2 separate regions of the Homo sapiens genome follow, and region 1 is linked to region 2. A link is a loop called in an ENCODE intact Hi-C map of the cell type or tissue named here. Cell type or tissue: CD4-positive, alpha-beta T cell. All regions are shown on one strand. Each heading gives the region's core, and the rest is flanking DNA. Links, peaks and the distances in the headings are about the cores only.

What was found. Peaks named below come from ENCODE experiments on the same cell type or tissue, not always from the same donor. Only the 100,000 strongest peaks of a DNase experiment are listed, where the experiment ranks them.
Region 1: a loop joins it to region 2, with 2.1 times the contacts of the local background. A loop is called at or near these places in 4 of 110 quality-filtered maps.

Annotation. Positions count from the first base shown.
Region 1 is chr16:80,575,928-80,584,265 of GRCh38, reverse strand. No RefSeq gene overlaps it. Among named protein-coding and RNA genes, the nearest start is that of LINC01227, 7.3 kb to the right of the region's middle. RefSeq lists an enhancer at 3,600-4,089. In CD4-positive, alpha-beta T cell, for the core only: no CTCF peak of the experiment used is centred there; DNase peaks (open chromatin) are centred at 3,595 and 4,005; H3K4me3 peaks cover 356 bases; H3K27ac peaks cover 986 bases.
Region 2 is chr16:80,653,011-80,661,348 of GRCh38, reverse strand. The region is part of intron 2 of CDYL2 (chromodomain Y like 2); the gene reads left to right. Among named protein-coding and RNA genes, the nearest start is that of LINC01227, 84 kb to the right of the region's middle. RefSeq lists enhancers at 4,263-4,402, 4,553-4,602. In CD4-positive, alpha-beta T cell, for the core only: no CTCF peak of the experiment used is centred there; a DNase peak (open chromatin) is centred at 4,548; H3K4me3 peaks cover 1,170 bases; H3K27ac peaks cover 1,116 bases.

The sequences.
Region 1 (8,338 bases), core at 156-8,155, 77 kb after region 2:
CTTCAGAGAGAATAGATGTACATATTTCTTATCAGACTTAAAGAGTCTTTTCTATCAGTCTTAAGGTTTGTGTTGATGTTAATACTGGTCAGCTGGGCCTGAACTCCAAAGGCAGGAGCATGTCCAACTCCTGCTTCCCATGATGGCCTGCATTAGTTTTTCAGGCTAACTTTAGAACGCCCTTGGCCAAGGGGAGGGGTCCGTTCAGATGGTTGAGGGGCTTAGAATTTTATTTTTAGTTTACACCTGGTACACAGCAGAGATGGGCGTGAGGCAGCAGGTGGGGAAACTTTTCTGCCTAGGTACAGCTTGGCTCCATCCCTTTACAGTCTCTGCTCTGTCCTTTGTTGGTGTGGCTACTCGGCAAATCATTAGATAAATGTGCAAAAGTCGTGGAATTGCAAGGTGTGGCTCTAGCAAGATTCAGTTTAGGGGTTTTTCTATGGCATTCCCTATAGACAATTTTGAAAAATACCCAGAAACAGCTCCATGCCTGGAAAGGAAATGCCAAAACCAGCCTGATTAAGACTGAAACTCCAGATGTCATCAAATTTCCAAACATGTGCATTTCTTGGTGGGTGGCAAGCAGTAGCCTGGGTGCTGACTCACCAGGCTGGGATCCAAGTGGCTGGGGTTGTTTCCCACAAGAATGGTTCATCAGCTGGTTGCCATTGTGCCACTGCTGTGTTTGCTCTTCTCCGGCCCAGACAGTCCTCACCATTTCCGAAGGTCCACACTGAGGTCCACACTTCTTCATCTGAAGCACACGTAGGGCATGCACATCTGGCTTTGGAGCTCTTGGTTGGCAAATCAGCAGCTCATCCTCTGTCTAATGAACCCATGGGGTTGGGACACAGAGTTGAAGGGGTGAAGTTCTGCATCTGACCTTCCATGAATCCTTTACCTTCTTATTGCTAAAGCATCGTTGAATTTTAATCTTTCTCTCAGGCTCCTATATCCAGTTAACGACCAAGTCCTTTGAAACCTGACTCCTCAACATTGTTCTTATCTATCCCTTCCTCTCATTCCTATCATGGTAGGTTCTTTCATTTTATCTCCTGATTCTCTCTCCTAGCTGGTCACCTACCCTTCAGTCTAATCCAGCATTTCCTAAACTTTACCTTTTTGATTTTGTCCACATCTCTCTCCCATCTGTAGTATTCAACCTTGCACGTTTGTTTACATTGACTGCATTTATTATATAAAATCTAACATTGTACTGTCTACATAAACACCTGTAAAACATATACACATACATTTTCTAAAAACTTAGCTAGTAAAATAAACCTGTGCACAACATAAAGACATAAAATACTTTGAAATATCTCCATTGGTGCATGGAGCACTCTTTGGGAAACTCGAAACCCATTCTTTACTCTGCAGCTGGGGTGGTCTTTTTATTAATTTAAAATTTTTTATTATTAAATGTTTTTATTTTAATAGCTTTAGGGGTACAAGTGGTTTTTTGTTACGTGGACGAATTATACAGTAGTAAAGTCTGGGCTTTTAGTGTAATCATCTCCTGAGTAGTGTGATGAGTACTTGGGTACGCATCACACTACTACATTGTGCCCAAAAGGTGATTTTTTTTCATCCTTTACCCCCCTCCCACCCTTCCTCCTTCTGAGTCTCTAATGTGATTATACCACTCTGCATGCTTTTGTGTACCTATAACTTAGCTCCCACTTATAAGTGAGAACATGCGGTATTTGGTTTCCCATTCCTGAGTTACTTCACTTAGGATAATGGCCTCCAGTCCCATCCAAGTTGCTGCAAAAGACATTATTTCACTCTTTTTTTAAATGGCTGAGTAGTTTTCCTTGGTGTGTGTGTGTGTGTGTGTGTGTATACACCACTTTTATATGGTATATACGTACATATGTATATCCATGCCATATTTTCTTTATCCACTCATTGGTTGATGGACATTTAGGTTGATTCCCTATCTTTGCTACTGTGCATAGTGCTGTGATAAACATATGAGCAGATATCATTTTTATATAATGATTTCTTTTCCTTTGAGTAGATACCCAGTAGTGGGATTGCTGGATCAAATAGCAGATCTACTTTCAGTTCTTTGAGAAATCCAGGAGTGGTCTTTTAAAAACACAAATTCGAATACATTACTCTACAGATTAAAATCCATTGAAGGCTTTGTACCAGATTCAGTTTAAATACCATCCTGTATCTGAGCACTTGCCTTGCTTTCTAGCTGGGGCAGCCCTAGCAGCGTCTTATATTGTTCCCTAGTTTTATAGCCAGGTTGTTGAGGCAGCAGGTGGGGAAGCCAGGTAGTAGGCTTCAGAGAGAATAGATATACATGTTTCTTATCAGACTTAAAGAGTCTTTTCTGTCAGTCTTAAGGTCTGTGTTGATGTTAATGCTCGTCAGCTGGGCCTGAATTACAAAGGGAGGAGCATGCCTCTACTGTTGCTCCAAATCCCAGTTACTGTTAGGGTCTCTCCGGCCATGAGCCTGCATGGCCCTCTTTTCTCCTGCCCAGGGGCTTCCTCCAGGTGCAAGACACTACATGATCCACCTGGTGTTCCCACATGCCCAGTGCTTACACATCAGAAGTGCAGGAGTTAATCACCTATGGGGCAAATGTTGACCAATGCCTTATGGAAGCCTTGTGTAAAGTCCCCTGTCTTCCCTCGCTTAGATGGATGTTTCAGAGATGCAATCTTTCTCACGTTCTCTGCAAAGATGCCTGGTAAAGCCAAAGAGATCATCTTGTCACCAAGTCATGACCAGTTGGGTAATGACATCCTTCTATTTGCTCCCAGTGCCTCCCTTACTTACTCCCCCTTTCCCTCATTTCTACTTCCCAGGGATTGCACTCCCTGGAAAGCTTTACCCTCGGGCTCAGTTTCCTAGGGAACCACGGACTAGAAGTTCTCATTTTGAGGTCTTCATAGACCTCATCTCTTCTCATGATGCCACTCCTTCTTCTCCCTGTACTCAATGTTCCAACTTCTACAATCTACTCTTGGTTTCCCCTACCAGCCAGCAGTCCCATTCCTTTGTTTACACTGTGTCCTTGTCTTCAAAACCTATTAATACCTATTATTCTATCAAGACTTCACTCAGGGATCACCCCTCTCCCCCACCGCCAGGAGCCTTCCCTGATCCTCCTCCCCTCTCCACATAGAATTAATCATTCCTCTTCTTCACCCTGTTGTATTCTTCCAGAGTTCTCTGATAGCAGCTCCACTTGGTACTTCATTGCATGTACTTATTCATGCTCAAATGCAAGTTCCACAAGGGAAGATATTTTTTGCATTTTGTACATTTTTGTGCCCATTTTTTGAATAAATGAATATCTGACCCTTTCAGCTATGCGACTATGTTTTGCACATCAGTGTCTCCAAATGCCATCCTAGGGCCATTGTAGGGTGTACAGAGCAGAAGCTCATACATATTTGATGAATGCATGAGTGAAATTTAGTCTAAATCATTGAGCATGTATTGAACAATCATCATGAGCAGAGATGAACCCCTCATGCTAACCATTTGCCTCAACAATGCACAAAGTTTCTCACAAAAAGCAGCCAGACGCTGTGGATGAGTCATTTCAAAACCAACCCAGTACTAAGAAGACAACCACAAGCTTTGAGTCGCTACATGGCTGGCCAGAAGCTTGATCTTCTGAGTGTGAGTCCCAGCTGGGAAGCACAAACTATTGTGTTCACCGCAGGAGTCAGAAATGCCTGGGCCTGTCTAGAAGATGATGGGATGGCCTCATGGAGATTCTTTGCTCAGGGTCTCCTGGGAAAGAAACATTCTGAAGGAAGATTGAATCCAGGCCAAAAGCTTGCTGCAAGAACAGAGGTCCATATCTGAGGAAGGCGCTTCCCCACTGAACTCCCCCTAGAGCAAGGCAGCTATGGTAAAACCTGAGCACAGAACCAAAGAGCTGCTTCATATCAAAACTTGGTGAGGCGCTGCAAGCACAGAGCCGTGGTGTTTTTTAACCAGGGAAACAGGATGTAGCCCGAGTGGGGATAGGTACTTTCCCACCAGGGGTGGTTGTTGGAGCCCATGATGGCGTCAAGCTAGAGGACATAGTGCAGTGCAGTGGGGCTTTGGGAACAGCAATGGACGCTTCCACAGAGAGATGGCGCTGGAGCTGGTGAGCAGGACTATATGGCAGGCTCCATGGAATACCTAAAAGGGGCTTGTTCTTGAGCTGATGTGTGATGCCCCTGGTAGCATATAGTGGGGATAATGGGAAGATTAAGTCAGAGAAGGAAAGTTTTTGTATTGCTGTTGCTATTTTATATTTTTATTGTTGTATCAAATGACCCTAGGTTCTGACATATATATAAACCATTGGTAATTGATTTAATTATATAATTTATGTAAAGTCTTAACCCAATGTCTGTACATAGTAAGTGCTCAATTGCTTTTAGCTATTATTATTATTATTATTAATGAAGGAGATAGTACTAATTCATCCAGGCCGCTATAACAAAATACCATAAACTGGGTAGCCTATAAGCCACTGAAATCCATTGCTCACAGTTCTAGAGGCTGGGAAGTCCAAGATCAAGGCACCAGTAGATTTTATGTCTGGTGAGAGCCTACTTTCTCAGATGGCACCTTCTCACTGCGTCCTCACATGATGGAAGGAGCAGGGAGCTCTCTCAGGCCTATTTTATAAGGGCACTGATTCCATTCATGGTGGATTTGCCCTCATAACCTAATCAACTCGTAAAGGCCCCGCCTCCTAATACCATCACCTTGGCAGTTACATTTCAACATAGGAATTTTAGGGGAACACAAAAATTCACACCATAGCACCAGGGTCGGGGATAGAGAAATGGCTTTTGATTACAATTGCTCTGACCCCTGTTTTTATCTCTGGACTAATAATAGGGCTGGGGATCACATAGGCAATGTTTAAATACGTGTGTTGAAGTTATTAAAAAAAGAAGGAGAGAAAGAGAGACTCAGAATAGAGACTTGCAGATTCTAGTTTCCATCTTGGTTCTACCCACATGGATTGAGTGTCACCATATGTCCCTGGGCTAGGCACTCTTGGCTTGCCATTGTACTTAACCCTCTTGGAATTTTTCTGAGTCGTAATTTTTCCCTGTGAAAGATAGGGAAACTGAGGCTTGGGGACTGGAAGATATCTAGTAAGTCTTGCTCTCCTGTGAAATATAGGGAAATTGGCCAGGCAAGGTAGCTCAAGCGTGTAATCCCAGCACTTTGGGAAGCTGGGGTGGGTGAATTACCTCAGATCGGGAGCTCGAGACCACCCTGACCACATGGAGAAACCCCATCTCTACTAAAAATACAAAATTAGCCAGGCATGGTGGTGCATGCCTGTAATCCCTGCTACTCGGGAGGCTGAGGCAGGAGAATCGCTTGAACCCAGGAGGCGGAGGTTACAGTGAGCCGAGATCATGCTATTGTACTACTCCCGTCTGGGCAACAAGAGTGAAACACCTTCAAAAAAAAAAGAAAAGGAAGGAAGAAGGAAAGAAGAAAGAAAGAAAGAAGAAAGAAAGAAAGAAAGAAAGAAGAAGGAAAGAAAGAAAGAAAGAATGAAAGAAAGAATAAAGAAAGAAAGAAAGAAAGAAAGAAAGAAAGAAAGAAAGAAAGAAAGAAAAAGAAATATAAGGAAACTGAGGGTTGGGGACTAGAAGATACCTGGGAAGCCTTCCTTTCCTGTTGTAAGAGGTGATGAAATGAAGACTCACCTGGGTAAAAGTCACCTGCCCAAGGTTTTCTTACCTTATAGATGAAGGAAATGAGATACAGGAAGCTTAAGATGCTAGTCTGAGATCTTAGGCTGGTTAGAATCAGCAGCCAGTGCCAACATTTGAACATCCTCTCTGACTTCAAATTGCTTTATACCCCACTCTCCTGTCTCAGGCATGAGAAAGGCCTGGAGTGTCTTGGCCCCAGTGCAATGGAAACAAAAATGGAGGCAAAGCAGGTTTGGATCTGACCTCCCATCTGTGTCCCTGGCTTTCAGAAGCCCCCTGGCTTTCCCCAGCCAAGGGAAAAGACGCTCGGTGAGCTGGAGAAATGGTTTGGCTGAATGTTCTAAATTTAGAAGGGGACCTGGATGCACCCTCAGTGGCTTTTGACTCGAGCCCAAAGTTGAAGCCTGTTGGTGTTTTTCCTCTTTGGTTTCCCTGCGGGGCAGGAAAGCTGCTCTCTCTCAGTTTCCTAAGGGCTCAGTCACCAGCGCCAGGTTTATAAATACCCTCTCCCTTCCCTGGCAGCTCTCACCTCAGCAGATCATTGGTGATTTCAGAATTCCTTGTGGAGTCTTTACACTCTGATGCACCAGGGTGATAACCCGGGGAGGGTCTGTGGCAGGGGTGTACCAAGACCCTGAAGAGCTCATACCCCCCTCGCTGTGGCCTTGCCGAGTAGTGCAAAACTGTGTGGGGAAGTAACACACTCCTTTGTCCCACTCAGGAAAAGGGCTTTGGAGGTTAGCACTGTGTGTCATTAAAGGGGAGAGAGAAAAGGTCATCAAGGGAGTACTTGTGGGGTGCTGTAAGTAGGGCCTGTGAAAAATGGTTCAATACTCGCTGATAACGTGAGCTAATATTGACTGTGGCTGGGTGCCAGCTCCACATGAGGCTTTTCCATGGACTACTGTATTGATGAACTCATATGCTTCCATGGATTCCCTACACTGATCCAGGGACAGAAATGGTTCTATTTTATGGGTGAGGCACTGAAGCCATAAGAAATGAAGTTATCCCAACCACTTAGCTGGTGCACGCAGGCATCCACATTTTCTCTCTTTCTACCATGCCATGTTGAGTCTGCTTATTGTGCCTAACTTGCAGCACAGTGGGCAACTAGGCAACCTGAAAAGTTTTGAAGTCGTGTAGACTGGCATTCAAGTCACAGCACTCCCACTTGTTCCTAAGAACCTGGGCAAATTCTCTAAACTTATCCGAGCCTCAGTTTTCTTATTTGTCAAATGGAAATGAGGTAGAGTCAATGTGAAGACTAACTGAGATTAAGACATTAACTTGAGAAGTAGTATTCCCTGAATAAATAGTAGTGACTAATAATAATAAAGCTAATATTTATTCATTCCTTCATGTGTCAGGCTATGCTTTACGTGTTTTATTTAATGATCTTAGCCATCTTAGGCAGACATGCTTTTATTAATTTTATTTTTCAAAAGAGAAATCTGAGGGTCAAAGAGGGTAAATGACTTGCCCATGGCTTCATAGCTAGTAAGTGGTGGAATGTGGATTTGAATCCAGAGGATGATTCCAAGTCCCTGTTCTTATTTCATCGATAGTGACTTTATCAGCAACACTATCATTGTTCATCATTAGCTGCATCATTGTCTGTCATCATCACCATCACCACCATCATCACCATCACCATTGTCATTATCACCATCGTCATCACCACTGTTACCATCATCAACATCATCACCATCACTATAGTCATCACCATCTTCATCACTATCATCATCACCACTGTAGTCATCACCATTATCACCATCACTATAGTCATCACCATCTTCATCACCATTATCATTACCATCATCATCATCACCATCACTATAGTCATCACTGTCTTCATCACCATCATCACCATCACTATAGTCATCACCATCTTCATCACCATCATCATCACCACTACAGTCATCACCATCATCATCATCACCATCATCATCATCACCATCACTATAGTCATCATGATCTTCATCACCATCATCACCATCACTATAGTCATCACCATCTTCATCACCATCATCACCATCACTAGAGTCATCACCATCTTCATCACCATCATCACCACCACTATAGTCATCACCATCTTCATCACCATCATCATCATCACCATCATCAACATCATCACCATCTTCATCATTACTACCACCATGTTTATCACTATCATCACCACCACCATCACTACTGTCATTATTGCCATTTTCACTATCTTCATCATCACTGGCACCACCACCATAATGATCATCATCATCATTGATATCATTATATGATTATTGCTATTCTTTAACTTGTCCTATTAGCCCAGGACCTCCTCCAGGGTAGGGACGGTGCCCACACCTGGCTTGGGCTTGGCTCACAATAGGGTCTCAGCATATGTCTGTGGGTGGGCTGACTGACCTGTGACTGACTGGAAACATGAAAGGGGGATCCTCTGTGAACTCAGCTCATCCAAGAGGCTTCCTCACCCCTTAGCCCAGAGAAATGGAGGGCTGGTTGACCTGAAGGAATCATTGAGAAGGACATGGTTAGCAAAAAGCCCACAGACTGAGTCCTACATTTTCCCTGCACTGTCCAATGTGGAAGCCACTAGCCACATGTGACTTTAAATACAT
Region 2 (8,338 bases), core at 160-8,159:
ACTGTTGTGGGGGCAGGTGTAGATCACTTCTACTCCAGCTGCCCATAATAATCAAGGAGCCACCCTGGTTTCTGAGGATGGCTGTGTTAAGTGAGGAACCAGAATGGATAATGTATCCCTCAATTGGGGATAGCATCCTTCAGCGATCTGTCTAAACTTTTCCTCCCTTCCTCCAGGCCTGAAGGGAATGTGGTGGTGTTCTGTACCTGGGGTTTGAAATGTTCTTGGTGGAGAACTTGGACATGGTTCCTGTGCCCTGCCAGGAGTGGCTGTGTTTTCTGAAAACTTATTTGCATGGTAGAAGTGCCCTACGGTCTGTCCTTGTCTGTCTCAGGCTCTGTGGCCTCACCCCAACCCCAGCCCTCCACTTCCTGCCCTCTCAGACAGCTTACCCCTAGCTCAGGGGCAGCTGCCCCTGTATCTTTAATGACAAGTTTCTATCTTTCCTTCTGTGTCTTGCACACTGCAGTGAATTCCCTGACACCTTTTGTTGCTGCATGTAGACCACTGTGCACCATTTCTTGATTCCCCTGGGATCCTTCTGGCATTTCTCTATTGATTGGGCAGTTTTTCTTCCCCTCTTTGCTGAGTTGAGATCCCTCTTTCTGTCTCAGAGTTTCTCCTCAGGAAATCTTACACACATCTTTATTATTTTATCCAGTGTGATTATCTCTGTCTTTTAATATGAGTTTAATATGTTCACAGAATAATGTAATTATTGAGATATTTGGATTATTTCTCCTATTTTAGGTAGCATTTTATTTTTACCCATTCTTGTTCTCTGTTCCCTCTCTCATTCCTATTTTCTGACCTTTTAATGCTTTTCACTGGATTGATACATTTTATACATTCCTTCTCCTTGGGCTGACTCAGAAGCTAGCTGTAGATTGTATTTTTAAACTTCAGCACACATACTAAAGTATGATCTTTTTCTAACAAATATGATGTCCTCTTACTGAATTTGGCAAGATGCTTCCTTCTGCTTGGCTTTCAGTTGTCATTGAACATGTCTCTTCCACATCTTACTATTATTTTATACACCCAACATTATTAAACACCATTGATTATTATTTTCACAGCCAGTAATTACATTTACTAAAATTTTAAAAATCTATTTTTTTACCCGTGTCTTCCTCTGAATTAAATTTTTGATTTGCTAAGTTTCTCTTAATTTTTTTAGAGTCTGTGGTAGATAAATTTTCTTGGTGTTAGAACACCTGAAAATGTCCATTTATGTGGTCCTTTAAATGCTGCTTTAGCTGGGTATAAAATTGGTTGACAGTTATTTTGTCTCAGCATTTTGATGAATAGTAGCTCATTTTTTCAAGCCTCTGTTATTGCTGTTTTCAGTCTGCCATTCCTTTTTGACAATATGATTTTTCTGTCTATGCTTTTTTTTAAGAACTCTTTACCCATGGAATTCTACAGTTTATCATTAATATTATTTGTCTGTGTGTCCTGCTTGGTACTTAGAGTGCTCTTTCAAACTGAGAACTTTTTCTTTTTGAGTTCTACAAAAAGTTCAGCTATTCTTTTCTTAGAGTTATCCCTTATATAGAACTTTGATTCTTATCTGCAGGATATTTATGTTTAAAATATATTTAACTTTTTATTTTGAAATAATTTCAAACTTACAGAAAACTATGAAGGACCCATTTTCTGATTAACCAGTTTTTTTAACTTTTTTCTCTCTTTCTGTGTGTGTCTGTATATGTATATGTATATAGACACACATATTTATAATATATACACATTATATAAACTATATACAAATTGTTCTTTTTCTGTACCATCTGAGTGTAGACTATACATTATGCCTCCTTACCCCTTAATATCTAGTGTGGATATTTTATAAAAGGATATTCTTTTAAGTAAACACAATGTAGTTAAGAAATTCAAGAAATTTTGCGTTGATGCAATACTTTTATTTTAGCCCACATTCAGTTTTTTTGCTATTACCGCAATAATGTCTTTTAGATATTTATTTCTTCCAATATAGAATACAGTCTAGAATTCCATGATGCCTTTAGTTGCCATGTCTGTGTAGTCTCCTTTAATCTGGAACAGTTCTTCAGTCTGCCATTGTTTTTAATGACGCTGACATTTTTGAAGAATACAAGCTAGTTATTTTACTGAGTTTATCTAATGTTTCTTCAAGGTTAGATTTAGCTTATGCACTGAACTAGCTGATATGATGCTCTTCCTTCTTATCCATCTCATCTGTCTGTTCATCCATCCATCCGTCTGTCCATCCATCCATCCATCCATCCATCCATCCATCCATCCATCCATCCATCACCTCTATCGTGAGTACAAATTCAAGGATTCTTACTTTATGTGACAGTTTATAATCTATTACTGCCATTATTTATTTTACTATTGAAAACATCCAAGATTTGGCCAGTGGGAGCCCCTTCAAGCTGCCTTATATGCCCTTTTGCAATGCCTGGCTATTCTTTTGATCACTTCCTATTTTTAGGTACAATAAGATTTTCTAGCCCAAAGTATACCTTACCTGCCCAAGCCCTGGAAGCAGCCATTTCTCTAGGAGCCCTTGTTTATTTTAGTGGGATTGTTATTTAGAAACCAACATGTGGGATCTACATAGCTCATTGCTATTTGGGTTTCATTTCTTCTAAGCCTTTTCAGCTGACAGAGCTAGGAAATATGTATAATTTTTAAAATCATGAATTCTTACCAATACCTATGATCCATTTTAACCTCACTGGATTCTTCCTTGCCTCTCTGCATCCCATATTTGTATGTCTTCTTCCACAGAGAGAATCCTATTTCTCCACAATATCATATATTTACTCATTTTCTCAATCCTGAACTACTCATAAAATAATCTTAGAATTGCTCCATTCTTACCACAGTGAAAAGCAAACCCACTAAGAAGAGTTCAAGATTTATCTGTTGTATATTCATAATATTATATCCAAAAGTTATTTGTATTTGTTCTTCCCCTCTCCCCTTTTGATGTGGTTATGTTATTCCTTTGAAAGACGATTAGGTTTATTTCTTTCTCTTTTCATTTAGTTTATTTCCACCCCCCATCTTTATTGCTTTTATTTTATATCTTAACATGTTTTAACATACTTCCAAAAATTAAAACAAAAAGATATCCTCAAAGAAGGGTCACCTCTTCCCCATCCCTTTTACTCAATTTTCCCTGCCAACCACTTGTGATAATCAATTTCATTGTTTTCTGGTTTATTCTTCTTGTGATTTTTTTTTTTTTGGAAAAAAAAGCAAATTTATGTTATTTTCCCATCTTTTTTTTTTACATTTAAAGGTAAAGTACTTTTCCACCTTTCTTCTCTTTATTGGAATGTATACTGTGTAAACCACTCCATATTCATAGAGATAGCTCTTTCTTTTTTAGAGCGACATAGTATTCTATTGTGTGGGTGCATCGTAGTTTATTTCACCAGTCTATGCTTGCACATTTAGGTAGTTTCCAGTATTTTGCAGTTATAGATAAAGCTACAATAATTTTATGCATATATATATTTGTACCATTGGAAGTACAGTTTTCCTGTTAAATTTCTAGAAGTGGGATTGCTGGGTTTCGTGAGAGTAAGTGCATAAACAGTGTTGTCAGATACTGCCAAATTTCTTCCCATCACACTTGTACCTTTCTGTATCTCCCCCACAATGAAGATAATGCCTGACTCCCCACATTCTCTGTTGCAGAGTATATTGTCAAGGTCTTGAATTTTTGCCAAGCATAAGATGCATGAGAAATGGTATTTCAGTGTAGTTTTAATTTTCTTTGTTATGAGTTTTAATGTGCACTATTCTTTTGGGTGGATTTGGAGCCATTTCTTCTATTTAAGGGCCATTTTTGTGTAATGCTGTGGATTGTTTGTTCTGTCTTTTGTTCATTTTTTCCTGAAGGAATTTTTGGTCTTCTTATCTTCAGTGTTTAAAAGTTCTTTACAATTGGGGATATTAGCCTTTTATCTGTGATACACAACTGTTTTTCCCAGTTTGTCATTTGCTGTTTAATTAGTTCTTTATGCTATTCACTGTCCTTGTTTCCTTTCTGTCTGCTTTTGTTTGAACATTTCTTGTTTATTTTAAATGAATGTTTTTCTTGCATCTGAGCATTTGAAATGTTCCTATTTTAAAGTCCTTGTCAAATTGTTTCATGATGTTAATTTAATTTTATTTGGAGTAATTCATGTTTTGAGTATTGATTTTGCTGGCTTGTTTTCTAAGCGTGAGCTGTCTACAAGTTTTGGTATTTTGGTGTGCAGGCTCATTTCAAGAGCAAAGTTTCTGTTTTGTTTTCGTTTCTCGTTCCTTCTCTCTCTCTCTGATAGTTTTGTGTTCGCCTCTACCTGGTCCTGAGATCCTAATAAAGCCTTAGCCGTGGATATCACATCCCTTGGTTACTGTTTTACTGCCTTCAGGGTGGACAGCTCACTTCATCCCCTGGCTTCCAGCTCTAAGCCTGGGCTCCCCCTCCCATCTTGCAGGGAAGACTTAGTCCTTGTTGCCTTTGAAGAACCCACATCTTCCCTCCCCTCTCCCACCCCACTGACTGCTTTGTGTCAGTGTTGTGCCTCTCATACGCAGAGATGATTATCTCGTTTGTGAGCCCGGCTTCATCTTATTGACTCTCTCCTTTTGTATTTTATCTGTCGCTTCTGTATGTTTGGAACAGGGGCACGGTGTCAGCACGTGAGTTTATGGAGCCTTCTTAATGGGAAATACTCCTTTGTACGCTAAAGGAGGGAATGTTGGAAGTCTTGAGGGGAACAGAAGGAAGGAAACTAGCATGATGGGGGCTTTCCTATTTTCCAGATATGTAGCATGCACCATTTCCTTTACTTCTCAGCTGCCCTCCCATTTCACACGCAGGACAGTGGGGGCACAGAACAGGCGAGCAAGTTGTCCAGCCCTGCAGCCCATGAGGGGGATGTGGGATCTGAATGCAGGCAGTGCCCCCGACTGGACGTCACCCTGGCTTTTGGGCTCAGCAGAGCAGTTAGTCCCCTCTGTGCCTGGAATGCCTAATCTTTGGCCTAGGCCTGGGTGTGGGGTTGGGAGTAGGAGAGGCATGATTAGGGACACTCACCAATTAGTTCCTCCTTTTTGAATGCCTTGGTGTCCTCCAGCTGACATTGGAGAAGTGCCTGGAGTGTGCTGGGCACTTTATTGACCCCAGGTCAGTTCTTTAATTGATTGAGTTCAAAACAGCCCGAAGAGTAGGTACTTTTAGCCCCTACCTTTTAAAATACTAAGTAAGATTGAATCTCATTTCTCATATTTTGTGGGAACAAGGAGACCAATGCTCAAGAGCTCGTGTGGCTTCCTTGCTTCTCCCATTAGCAAATGTAGGGCTGGGATTATTTCCATGTCCTCTGACTGCAGAGCCCTAAGCTTCCACAGTTCCAACATGTTCTGTTTCTCACAGCGTCTTCCCTGCCAGCTTGTTGCTGTCACTCGGGAAGCATGATGCTCCTGAAGGAGAGGGACCTCGAGGACTGCTCGGTGAGAGGGCAGAGTCTGAGGGGCTCTGGAGGCACCATTCCCCTGCGTCTCCTGGAGAGAAGGCCCGTTTCAGCCACCCGCATCCAGAATTGCACACATTTTGAATCCAGTACTCAAGGAGGCTCTGATCCCTGCTTGGCTCAGAGGTGTTGCATCTTTCTAAGTTTATCGGAGAGGCGAGCCCAGTGTCCTGGCAGAGGGTAGGAGGGTCTCTTTGCCTCTGCTAGTTTCATGGCTTATTTGGTAAGATGGCCTCAGGGCCCTCGTCTCTTCGGGTGCTTCTCCACCCTGTTGCGCTAATGGAAAGACCATGAGATTTGGGTTCACGAACACCTCCCCTCCCTGCATCACTCTTTATCACATCACCCTATTGTTTTCCAATCTGTAATTTTTTTAGGTATTAGTTACTTGTTAGCTTTTCATCTCCCCAACCCAAAGCAAGCTCCATGAGGGCACAGGCCCTATTTCTCTACTTTCTTTTGGATCCCCATCACCTGGTAGATACCTAGCCCATAGGAGGTGGCAAGTAACTAGATTTTGAATGAATGAATGAATAAAATGAGGAGATGGCTGGCTCCAATCCTGGCTCTTCCATTTACAATCTCTGTGACTTCCAGCAAGGTACTCACTTTTCCTTATCTGTAAAATGGACTAACTAGAATGGCAAATGTATAAGACTGTTCAATAATTGACACCCAGCCTTAGAGCTGCTCAGAAAAGGCCTGGCCTGGCCCCAGCAGGGATGGATGTCCCCAGGCTCTGGGCATCTGGTGACACCCTGCGCCCACCAAAAGCAGCTCCCATGAGGTGAAGCCTCCACGAACGGGACCGTGCCCTGGATCTGCCTGGGCCGCTGCAGAAACCACAGCCAGCTCTGTCTGATTAGGAAGGCCTTCTGAGTTGCTGAGGGTTTGAGATTAACCCTGAAGGAACAACTCCCTCTACACAAGCCTTGTAATTAGACACTCGTGTTTACTCTCCGAAGTTCACTGAATCATTTTACCTGGTGTCAGGAGCTGCATCTTGATGTTTGACAAAGCCTGATTGCTTTTGGTAAGGGAACAATACAAAACTGGGGCTTCACAGAAGCTGTGGGTGGCACAGGCCCATCTCCATGCCGGGCAGCTCTGATGTCTGAAGCGTTGCCTTGCATGTAGCAGGGTTTGGTGGAGCGTTTTCTGGTCCCTGCCTTAGGCCTGGTCCTTGAGATTCCAAGATTCCCAATGCCATTTATGAGCCTGAGCCCACCCGGAGGTGGACCCAGGGCCCTGTATGCAGAGGGGCAATTCCTGTAGGCTTCTAGGTGCCACGGGTGTTATGCAGCGCTGGGCTCTGAGTGTGCCAGTGGCCTTGCCTTCAGACATTATGTTATTAGAGAGACAGCAAATATTACCAGAATGGTGTTGTGCTAAGCTGGGCATGATGATTATAAAGCAAATAAGAGCCACCATTTATTCCTGGTTTACTGTGTGCTGCTTCTTTAAATGTTATCTTACTTGATCCTCATATCCTGCTCACCAAGGATCAGAACACGGAGCCTGTCCAGGCTGTGTACACACAGTAATCTTCCTTAGGAGGGGCATGGGACAGGTTGGCTTCCCGGGCTGGGCTTCTGGTTGGGTTCCGGAGTCTCAGTCTCTGTAGTGACTTTTTCCCAACCCAGCCCGGCAGAGCGCTGAGCACATGGTCAGTGCCTGTCTGCGTCTCCTTGCACCCTTCTTCCCCAAATCACCACGGCTGAGCAGAGTCATCGTGAGATGTGGCTCCATCCTGCACGGGGCAGTCACTCACTTCATTGGCAGAAATGGTGACAGTCCAGGAGATTTTCCAACTTCCGTTGGCATGCAAGCATGGGGCAGCCCCATGCATGAGGAAGATGGCTCACACTCGACACCACAGTGACTCCTGGGGTTTGAGGAATTCTTGGGTTGTCTGGATCCTGGCTCTCAAAGCCTGGACCCTGGAGCAGCCTGATTTTTCACAATCCTCCCATGATCCCTGTGTACACGCAAGTGTAAGAACCATGGGTTGAAGTTCTCAAGCTTGCCTGCATGTCTGAATCACCTGGGAAGCATTGTCATCATTTTTAATGAACTTAATTCCTAAAACATATTCTTTAAAATAATAGCTTAAAGAGTGTAACTAGATTGTTTGTAACTCAAAGAATACATGCTTGAGGAATTGGAGACCCCATTCTCCATGATGTGCTTATCTCACATTACATGCCTGTATCAGGACGTCTCATGTACCCTTAAATATGTACACCTATTATGTACTCACAAAAGTTAAAACAATAAAAAGAAGAAAAATAAGAAATTAAAATACTCTTTAAAATAAATTTCACTTTTTTGTTTTTTCGTTTGTTTGCTTTTTTGTTTTTTGAGACGGAGTTTCACTCTTGTTGCCCAGGCTGGAGTGCAATGGTGCGATCTCGGCTTACTGCAACCTCCACCTCCTGGGTTCAAGCGATTCTCCTGCCTCAGACTTCCAAGTAGCTGGGATTACAGGCATGCACCACCATGCCCGGCTAATTTTGTGTTTTTAGTAGAGATAGAATATCTCCATGTTGATCAGGTTGGTCTCAAACTCCTGACCTCAGGTGATCCGCCTGCCTTGGCCTCCCAAAGTGCCAGGATTACAGGCGTGAGCCATCGCGCCCAGCCAAATTTCACTTTTTAACCAGTTATAGGTTCACAGAAAAATTGGAACACGAAATACAGCAAGTTTCTATATAGCCCACACCTAGTTTCTCCTATGAACATCTTACATTAGTATGATTTTTTTTGTTGTTGAAACTGGTGAACCGGTATTCAAGTATTATTATGAACTGAAGTTC